Regions from separate parts of the Homo sapiens genome. Here region 2 is linked to region 1. Evidence: read pairs that join two places in POLR2A ChIA-PET (ENCODE). Cell type or tissue: PC-3. All regions are shown on one strand. Links, peaks and the distances in the headings refer to the core of each region. The heading gives the core; the rest is flanking DNA. Region 1 overlaps CLMP (CXADR like cell adhesion molecule). Region 2 overlaps CLMP (CXADR like cell adhesion molecule).

What was found. ChIA-PET counts read pairs that join two places held together with the same protein. Peaks named below come from ENCODE experiments on the same cell type or tissue, not always from the same donor. Only the 100,000 strongest peaks of a DNase experiment are listed, where the experiment ranks them.
Region 2: POLR2A ChIA-PET joins it to region 1 with 6 read pairs; 5 of 35 experiments call an interaction of 5 or more read pairs at or near these places.

The regions. Positions count from the first base shown.
Region 1 is chr11:123,088,675-123,093,067 of GRCh38, reverse strand. The region is part of intron 2 of CLMP (CXADR like cell adhesion molecule); the gene reads left to right. Among named protein-coding and RNA genes, the nearest start is that of HSPA8, 29 kb to the right of the region's middle. In PC-3, for the core only: no CTCF peak of the experiment used is centred there; no DNase peak of the experiment used is centred there.
Region 2 is chr11:123,171,234-123,175,626 of GRCh38, reverse strand. All of the region lies in intron 1 of CLMP (CXADR like cell adhesion molecule), which reads left to right. Among named protein-coding and RNA genes, the nearest start is that of CLMP, 22 kb to the left of the region's middle. In PC-3, for the core only: no CTCF peak of the experiment used is centred there; DNase peaks (open chromatin) are centred at 676 and 2,076; H3K27ac peaks cover 3,802 bases.

The sequences.
Region 1 (4,393 bases), core at 146-4,145:
GGAGTGATGGCGGGTGCCTGTAGTCCCAGTTACTCAGGAGGCTGAGGCAGGAGAATCGCTTGAACCTGGGATGAGGAGGTTGCAGTGAGCAGAGATCATACCGCTGCACTCCAGCCTGGGCGACAGCATGAGACAACATCTCAAAAAAAAAAAAAAAAAAGTGTGTGTCAGGCCAGGCACAGTGGCTCACACCTGTAATCTCAGCACTTTGGGAGGCCGAGGTGGGCAGATCACGAGGTCAGGAGCTCAAGGGCAGCTTGACCAATATGGTGAAACCCCATCTCTACTAAAAATACAAAAAAATTAGCCGGGCATGGTGGCACACACATGTAGTTCCAGCTACTTGGGAGGCTGAGGCAGAAGAATCACTTGAACCCAGGAGGCGAAGGTTGCAGGGAGCTGAGATTGCATCACTGTACTCCAGCCTGGGCAAAAGAGAGAGTCTCTGTCTCAAAAAAGAAAAGAAAAATGTGGCCAGGCACAGTGGCTCACGCCTGTAATCCCAGCACTTTGGGAGGCCAAGGCGGGTGGATCACAAGGTCAAGAGTTCAAGACCAACCTGGCCAATATGGTGACACCCAGTCTCTACTAAAAATACAAAAATTAGCCGGGCGTGGTGGTGTGTGCCTGTAGTCCCAGCTACTCGAGAGGCTGAGGCAGAAGAATCGCTTGAACCCGGGAGGTGGAGGTTGCAGTGGGCCAAGATTGTGCCACTGCACTCCAACCTGGGCGACAGAGCTAGGCTCCGTCTCAAAAAGAAAAAAAAGTGTGTGTCTTTGTGTGTGTGTGTGTGTGTGTGGAGACAAGATTTTAGGGAAAGCGAGGAAAAGCAGATGGAGTCAGACCTACCTGAACGTACTGTGCACTATGGTAGCAGTATGCCCCAAACACCACAGGTTGAAGCAGGGAGTCACCATTCTAACTGGGGAGTCGAGAAAGGCTATATACAGAAAGTGGTCCTTGAGCTTGATCTTGAGGCCTTATATAGGTGTTGTTGAGGCAAAAATAGAAGAGGAAAAGGCATTTCAGAAAGAAAAAACTGTGTAATCAAAGCCGAGATCTATCAGAAGACACTATTCAGAATCAAGAAACATCAGGTTTGGGGACAACGAGATTCAGAGATGTGAGGGCAGGAGTCAAAAATGAGGCATGGTCCAGACTGCGCTGGCATAGGTGTAACCTTCAGAAGCCAAGCCTTCATCAGTGTGCACAGGTGATGGGAAACAGATTTTCAGCCAGGTGAGCTTTGCTACACAAACGTGTGGAATTGTAGCAGGCTGTTTCTCCCTAACAATCACACAGATGGGCCTGCATGACAGTCACACAGACAGGCCTGCACAGCACTCCAGTTACACAGACAAATTTCCACAGCACTGCCTTAACACTGAGCAAATAATTAAACCTAGGGAAATCGGTGCCCAGACATCAAAGCTAGAAATATAAACATATGGTCAGTAGGAGACGTGCATAGGCTTCTCCCTATCCTGGAGCAAGTCAAAATAACGGAGACAGTCTCACATTCCTAGTGCCAGGACCTGTCTTGGGTTGTCGAAATCTGAGACAGTCAAGGTAACAGAGGCAGTTGTTTGAATAGATTTATTGGAAAGTCTAAGCAGCTCTTCAGACCAAGCTGTACATGAGATAAGATAGGAATAATCACTCCGGATGGGCACGGTGGCTCATGCCTGTAATCCCAGCACTTTGGGAGACTGAGGTGGGCAGGTCGCTTAAGGTCAGGGGTTTGAGACCAGCTTGGCCAAACTGGTGAAACCCCATCTCTACTAAAACTACAAAAATTAGCTGGACGTGGTGGCATGCGCCTGTGGTCCCAGCTACACGGGAGGCTGAGGCAGGAGAATCGCTTGAACGCAGGAGGCAAAGGTTGCAGTGAGCCAAGATTGTGGCACTGCACTCCAGCCTGGGTGACAGAATGAAACTCTGTCTCAAAAAAGAAAGAAAGGAAACAAAGAAAGAGAGAGAGAGAGAAAGAAAGAAGGAAAAGAATCACTCCAGTACCACAGTAGATAGGCCTTGAAGATACTGGGACCCTCGCAGTTTAATCAGACTTAGCAAGCATTTTTTGGCCTCTGACCTTCTAGTTGAAACAAAATAGTTACTTATAGACTTAGGCAAATGCTATACTGCACATAGGCACATAACCACAACCTATATAAGCACTAAGAAAATTGTACACTTTTGAGTTGGTCTGGTGGAATTATCTTCAACCTTCTCCCTGTATCCAGTTACAGTGATAAATTCCCTTCTTTCCCAGTTTGTCTGCTTCTCGTTATTGGGCCATGAGAAAATGCAACCGGACCCAGCTCTTTCTGGGAACAGAATGATTAGTATTCTTTGCGTATTGGGCTGAACAATTTTTAAAACCTTAGGGGCCTTCTTGAACCCAGAACCAGGCTAATAAAAATGATAATGCTAACACTTGAGTGCTTACTATCTCATTCCCACAAAAACCCTATGAAGTAACGCAGCCCCCTTTTATAGTTCAGGATCTTAAGGCTTAGAAAGAATAAGTGATCAGAGACAGGCACACAGCTGTCAGTGGAGAGGCTTCCGTTTGGAGATCATTTGACTTCCCAGCCAGCAATCCCAATCACTGCGGCCTGGCACAGTGTTTTTTCTTTTTTTTTTTGAGACAGAGTCTCGCTCTGTTGCCAGGTTGGAGTGCAGTGACACAATCTCGGCTCACCGCAACCTCCACCTCCTGAGTACCTGGGAGTACAGGTGCATGCCACCACGCCCAGCTATTTTTTTTTTTTTTTTGTATTTTAGTGGAGATGGGGGTTTCGCAATGTTGGCCAGGCTGGTCTCAATCTCCTGACCTCGTGATCCACCCACCTTGGCCTCCCAAAGTGCTGAGATTAGAGGTGTAAGCCACCATGCCCAGCCTAGCGTTTTTTCAAAATCTGTATCACAACCAGTTAGTGGATCCTAAATGATAAGAAATTTTTTTTTTTTTCTTTGAGACAGAGTTTCACTCTTGTTGCCCAGGCTGGAGTGCAATGGCGTGATCTTGGATCACTGCAACCTCCGCCTCCCAGGTTCTCCTGCCTAAGCCTCCCGAGTAGCTGGGATTACAGGCATGCACCACCACGCCCAGCTAATTTTGTATTTTCAATAAAGATGGGTTTCTCCATGTTGGTCAAGCTGGTCTCGAACTCCCGACCTCGGGTGATCTGCCCGCCTTGGTCTCCCAAAATGCTGAGATTACAGGTGTGAGCCACCGCGCCCAGCCTTGTTTTGTTTCTTTTTCTTTTTCTTTTTTTTTTTTTTTTTGAGATGGAGACTCGCTCTGTCGCCCAGGCTGGAGTGCAGTGGTGCGATCTTGGCTCACTGCAAGCTCCGCCTCCTGGGTTCATGCCATTCTCCTGCCTCAGCCTCCCGAGTAGCTGGAACTACGGGCGCCCGCCACCACACCCAGCTAATATTTTGGCTAATTTTTTGTATTTTTAGTAGAGACGGGGTTTCACCGTGTTAGCCAGGATGGTCTTGATCTCCTGACCTTGTGATCCGCCCGCCTCGGCCTCCCAAAGTGCTGGGATTACAGGCATGAGCCACTGCACCTGGTCATTTTGTTTTCTTTTAACATAGACTAGACAATATCAGAGCATACTGCACATATACTCATGAAACTTATGTTTCAGTATATATGTGTATGCTGTGTCATGAAGAAAAATGTGTTTCTTTTTTTTTTGACTGAAGTGCAGTGGCATGATCTCGGCTCACTGCAAACTTCGTCTCCTGGGCTCAAGCAATTCTCCTGCCTCAGCCACCTGAGTAGCTGGGACTACAGGCATGCGCCACCATGCCCGGCTAATTTTTGTAATTTTAGTAGAGATGGGGTTTCACCACGTTGGCCAAGCTCGTCTGGAACTCCTGGCTTCAAGTGATCTGCCTGCCTTGGCCTCCCAAAGTGCTGGGATTACAGGCATGAGCCCCGGGCGAGAAAAATGTATTTCTTAATGTGAGTCTGTTGAAAACAGTTTGAAAGTGCTTGCTGTACTGTTCTAGCGTCCAAAGCAGCCTGACTCTACTTTGGACCACAGCTACTAAGATTCTTCAAATTCAAATATATATTTCAAGACGAAGGCATCTCTGGATGCTAACCCAAATACTAAAATAAACAAGCAGCTGGGCGCCATGGCTCACGCCTGGAATCCCAGCACTTTGGGAAGCTAAGGCGGGTGGATCACCTGAGGTCAGGAGTTCGAGACCAGCCTGACCAACATGGTAAAACCCCGTCTCTACTAAAAATACAAAATTAGCTGGTGTGGTGGTGAATGCCTGTAATCCCGGCTACTTGAGAGGCTGAGACAGGAGAATCGCTTGAACCCAGGAGGCGGAGGTTGCAATGAGTGGAGATTACGCCACTGCACTC
Region 2 (4,393 bases), core at 121-4,120, 83 kb before region 1:
AGCAAGCTGGGCGTGGTGACTCACACCTGTAGTCCCAACTACTCAGGAGGCTGAGGAGGGAGGATCTCTTGAGCCCGTCAGCCTGGGTGATATAGTGAGACCTTGTGATATTCTTTGGCTCTGTGTCCTCACTCAAATCTCATCTCAATTTGTAATCCCCACCTGTCAAGGGAGGGACCCGTAATCCCCACATGTTGAGGGAGGAAGGTGACTGGATCATGGGGTGGTTCCCCCCATGCTGTTCTCATGATAGTGAGTGAGTTCTCGTGAGATCTGTTGGTCTTATAAGTGTTTAGAAGTTCCTTCTTTGCTCTTCTCTCTCTTGCTGCCTTGTGAAGGTGTCTGCTTCCCCTTCCACCGTGATTATTAGTTTCCTGAGGCCTCCCCAGCTACGCAGAACTGTCAATTAAACCTTTCTTTATAAATTACCCAGTCTCAGGGAAGTTCTTTATAGCAGTGTGAAAATGGACTAATACACCCCGTCTCTTAAAAAAAATTTTTTTTAATAAGTCAGGCATGGTGGTGCAGGCCCACAGTCCCGGCTACTAGAGAGACAGAGGCAGGAGGATCACTTGATCTCAGGAGTTTAAGGCTGCACCAAACCGTGATTGCATCACCATACTCCAGCTGGCGTGACAGAACGAGATCTTGTCTCTAAAACACCAAAGAAAAGCTACCACTTTTGCAATAGAGAGCCCCTTTCCCCTCTTTCCTTGCCTCTGCTTCCAAAATACAGGCATTAACATTCCACTAGTATGTTTCACAATGAGCACACACCAGATGGCTTTAATCCAGGGAAGGAATGCTGGGTTGAGTAACAGGGTGATGAATTAAATAACCCTTAGATAACCATTTAAAAAATCCTAAGTGCTTCCTAATTTCTAGATTAAAGAAAATTCATGGGGCCTTAAAAAAGAGAGAATATAAAGGACATTAGGTTGCCACCTCTAGACAGAAGGGCCTTTAGAAGATGGATAGACCAGCAAGGTCAGCCATTGCAAAAGTCTCCCCAGAGACCAGACACATCTTCCAAAGGAGGAAGGAGGCAGCAAGTGGGCAAGTGGGAGGCTCTTTTATTTATTTTTTCAGTGCTTAACAAAACAACTCAAGGAGACCCAATGTCAGGCCTAGATATGAAATATTATATTTTGGGAGATAGAGCTTTAGTGTCCAGATGGAAGAGAAGCTGGATTCAGGATAGGATGTCGCCTAGTCCAGATGATCTTTGCCTATGCCATCCCTTCCCATTAACCATCTTGTTTCCCTGAATAAGAAGGAAGGAAACAATCAGAATTTCCTATTATACATAGTATGAAACAGAACACTTTTAAGCTATTTCCTGTTCCCAAAAGAACTGATGTGGAGGGAGATATGAGGTAGCACAGTGCAGTAGAAGGAGCATGTAATTACGTGTAGGAAGAGCTTGCTCTGAAGGACAATGTCTTGGCCTCTATGTAAGGTGGAAAGGTTAAGGTTAAACTTAAGAAGTTTAAATTTCTAAGCCTGGAATTTTTATTTTTTGTTTTATTAAAAAAAATTTTTTTTGAAACAGGGTCCCACCTGTTGCCCAGGCTGGAATGCAGTAGCGAGATCACAGCTCACTGCTGCCTCAACTTCCCAGACTCAGGTGGTCCTCCCACCTCAGCCTCCCAAGTAGCTGGGACTACAGGTATGCACCACCATGCCCAGCTAATTTTTTGGATTTCTTGTAGAGATGAGATTTCACCATATTGCCCAGGCTGGTCTCGAACTCCTGAGCTCAAGCGATCCACCCACTTTGATCTCCCAAACTGTTGAGATTACAGGTCTGATCCACAGCACTCAGCCCAGGCCTGGAATTTTTTTTTGATGTGGTGAAGGAGTGCGGCATCCTGGACAGAGCTGTTATTTATCAGCTCTGTGATCTTAGGCAAGTCACTTATTCCTGAGCTTCAGTTTCCTCATCTGCAAAACAAGGACACTAACTCCCATTTTACAGAGGAGGATGAGGCTCTTAGAGGTTAAGAAATGTGGCCAAAGTCACAAACTAGTATATACCTTATTGCCAAGCCTGTGCTCTTTTCCTTAATCACCCCAAACCTCAAGATGAGATCATATGCATTAAAATATTTTGTAATGAGCCAGGCACTATGCAGTCATTCCCTTGTGGTTATTACACGCAGACTTCCATCTGGCATGTATAAAAAGGAATGTCGGCCCACATCTACATGTGTCCATGAATGCATTCATGTAAGACTGTGTGTTACAAATAGAAGTCACTTTGTGGTCTGACTGGCTTGAGAATACTTTTGGAATAACAGGATAGAACAGGGACTCTCCAAGAAAACCCAGGCTATGTGCTGGCTCCAGCCATAAAACAGTCTCATATCATGGGAAATTACACATGCTGTCATATCAGCACTGCAGCTGGCACTGGCTTGTTCCCAACAGGGGATCTTACCTACCATCCTGTCCCAGAACCGAGCTCTTTGTAAGAGATTAAAGCAAACCATATCTGCTTTTACTAATAATTGTTCTAGAGAAGTCTAGGAAAAGAGGATGTTAACCTTGAGAGTGAAGCTCTGGGTTTGTATCTAAGGGTGCAAGGTGTGACATCTCATGCATCCTGAAAAGGTGTCATGCAAAATGGTGACAAGGAAAATACTATGGCCCTTATAGAAACATCCCTCTGGAAGTGCTCATACATTATTAGTGGGGTGCAAACAGCACAAACCTCTTTAAAAAACATTTAAAAGTCAGCTTCAGGAATTTTAAAACCATTCATAGCCTTGGCCCAATAATTCCATTGTTAGAAATCTATGCTAAGGACATAATAAAATACAATGTAAAAAAATGTTTATTGGCTGGATGTGGTGGCTCACACCTGTAATCCTAGCACTTTGGGAGGCCAAGGCAGGTGGATCACTTGAGCCCAAGAGTTTGAGACCAGCCTGGGCAACACGGCTAAAACCTGTCTCTACAAAATAATTAACAAAAAATTAGCCAAGTATAGTGGCTCACGACTATAGTCCCAGCTACATGGGAGGCCGAGATGGGAGGATCACCTGAGCTCAAGAGGTTGAGGCTGCAGTGAGCCAAGGTGGTGCCATTGCACTACAGCCTGGATGACTGAGAGAGGCCCTGTCTAAAAAAAAGCAAATAAATAAACAATAAAAGTTTATTGCAACATAAACACTGGCACAAATTAACATCTCAAAATAAGAAAGTGGCTAAGTAGGCTGGGTGCGGTGGCTCAAGCCTGTAATCCCAGCACTTAGGGAGATCGAGGCAGGTGGATCACAAGGTCAGGAGATCGAGACCATCCTGGCTAACATAGTGAAACACCGTCTCTACTAAAAACACAAAAAATTAGCCAGGCGTGGTGGTGGGTGCCTGTAGTCTCAGCTACTCGGGAGGCTGAGGCAGGAGAATCACTTGACCCCAGGAGGCACCTGGGCAACAGAGCGAGACTCCATCTCAAGAAAAATAAAATAGAAAGAAAGTGGCTAAGTAAATTAGGATTCATGAATCTATATAATCAAATATAACACTGCTCGTAAAACAGATGACAAAGAAATTTTATGACTTGGATAAATGCTCATAATATAATGTTGAGTAAAAAAAAAATACAGAATTGTATATACAGTATAGTAAAATCTCTACAGTGAATATGTATAAATGCTTAGAAAACAGCCTGGAAGGAAATCTGCACTGAAATGTTAAGAGCCAACACAGATGATTGTTATTTTCTTCATTATTTTTGTCCTTATTATCCAAGTTTTGTATAACAAGTATGTATAACTTCTATTTTTAAAGTATTACTTTAAACATCTAAATGTCTAAGTGCCACTCGTCCTTAAATGGCTTTCTCTCTTGCTTGAATTAGTACGACAGTCTTCCAACAGGCCGAGCGCGGTGGCTCATGCCTGCAATCCCAGCACTTTGGGAGACCGAGGAAGGCGGATCGCTTGAGGCCAGGAGTTCGAGACCAGCCTGGCCAACATGGTGAAACCCTGTCTCTACTAAAAAACAAAAATTGGCCGGCTGTGTTGGCACGCACCTGTTAATCCCAGCTACTCGGAAGGCTGAGGCAAGGGAATTGCTTGAACCCAAGAGGTGGAAGTCGCAGTGAGCTAAGATCACACCACTGCACTCCAGCCTGGGTGACAGAGCTAGACTCCGTCTCAAAAAAAAAAAAAAGAAAAGAAAAGAAAAGAAAAAAAAAAATCTTAGGGAATAGTCTCCCAAATACCCTCCCTTCTCCAGTCCCACTCCCTTTCCAGCCTGCTGTCTCCAAGGTTACCTTCTGTGGACTCTAAGGGACCAGCTAGCCCTTAGCTTAATGCAGACTTTGTCTACTTGGTGTCTTTAAACTAGGAGAACCCTTTAGACTCCCTGGTGTGACTTGCTGTTC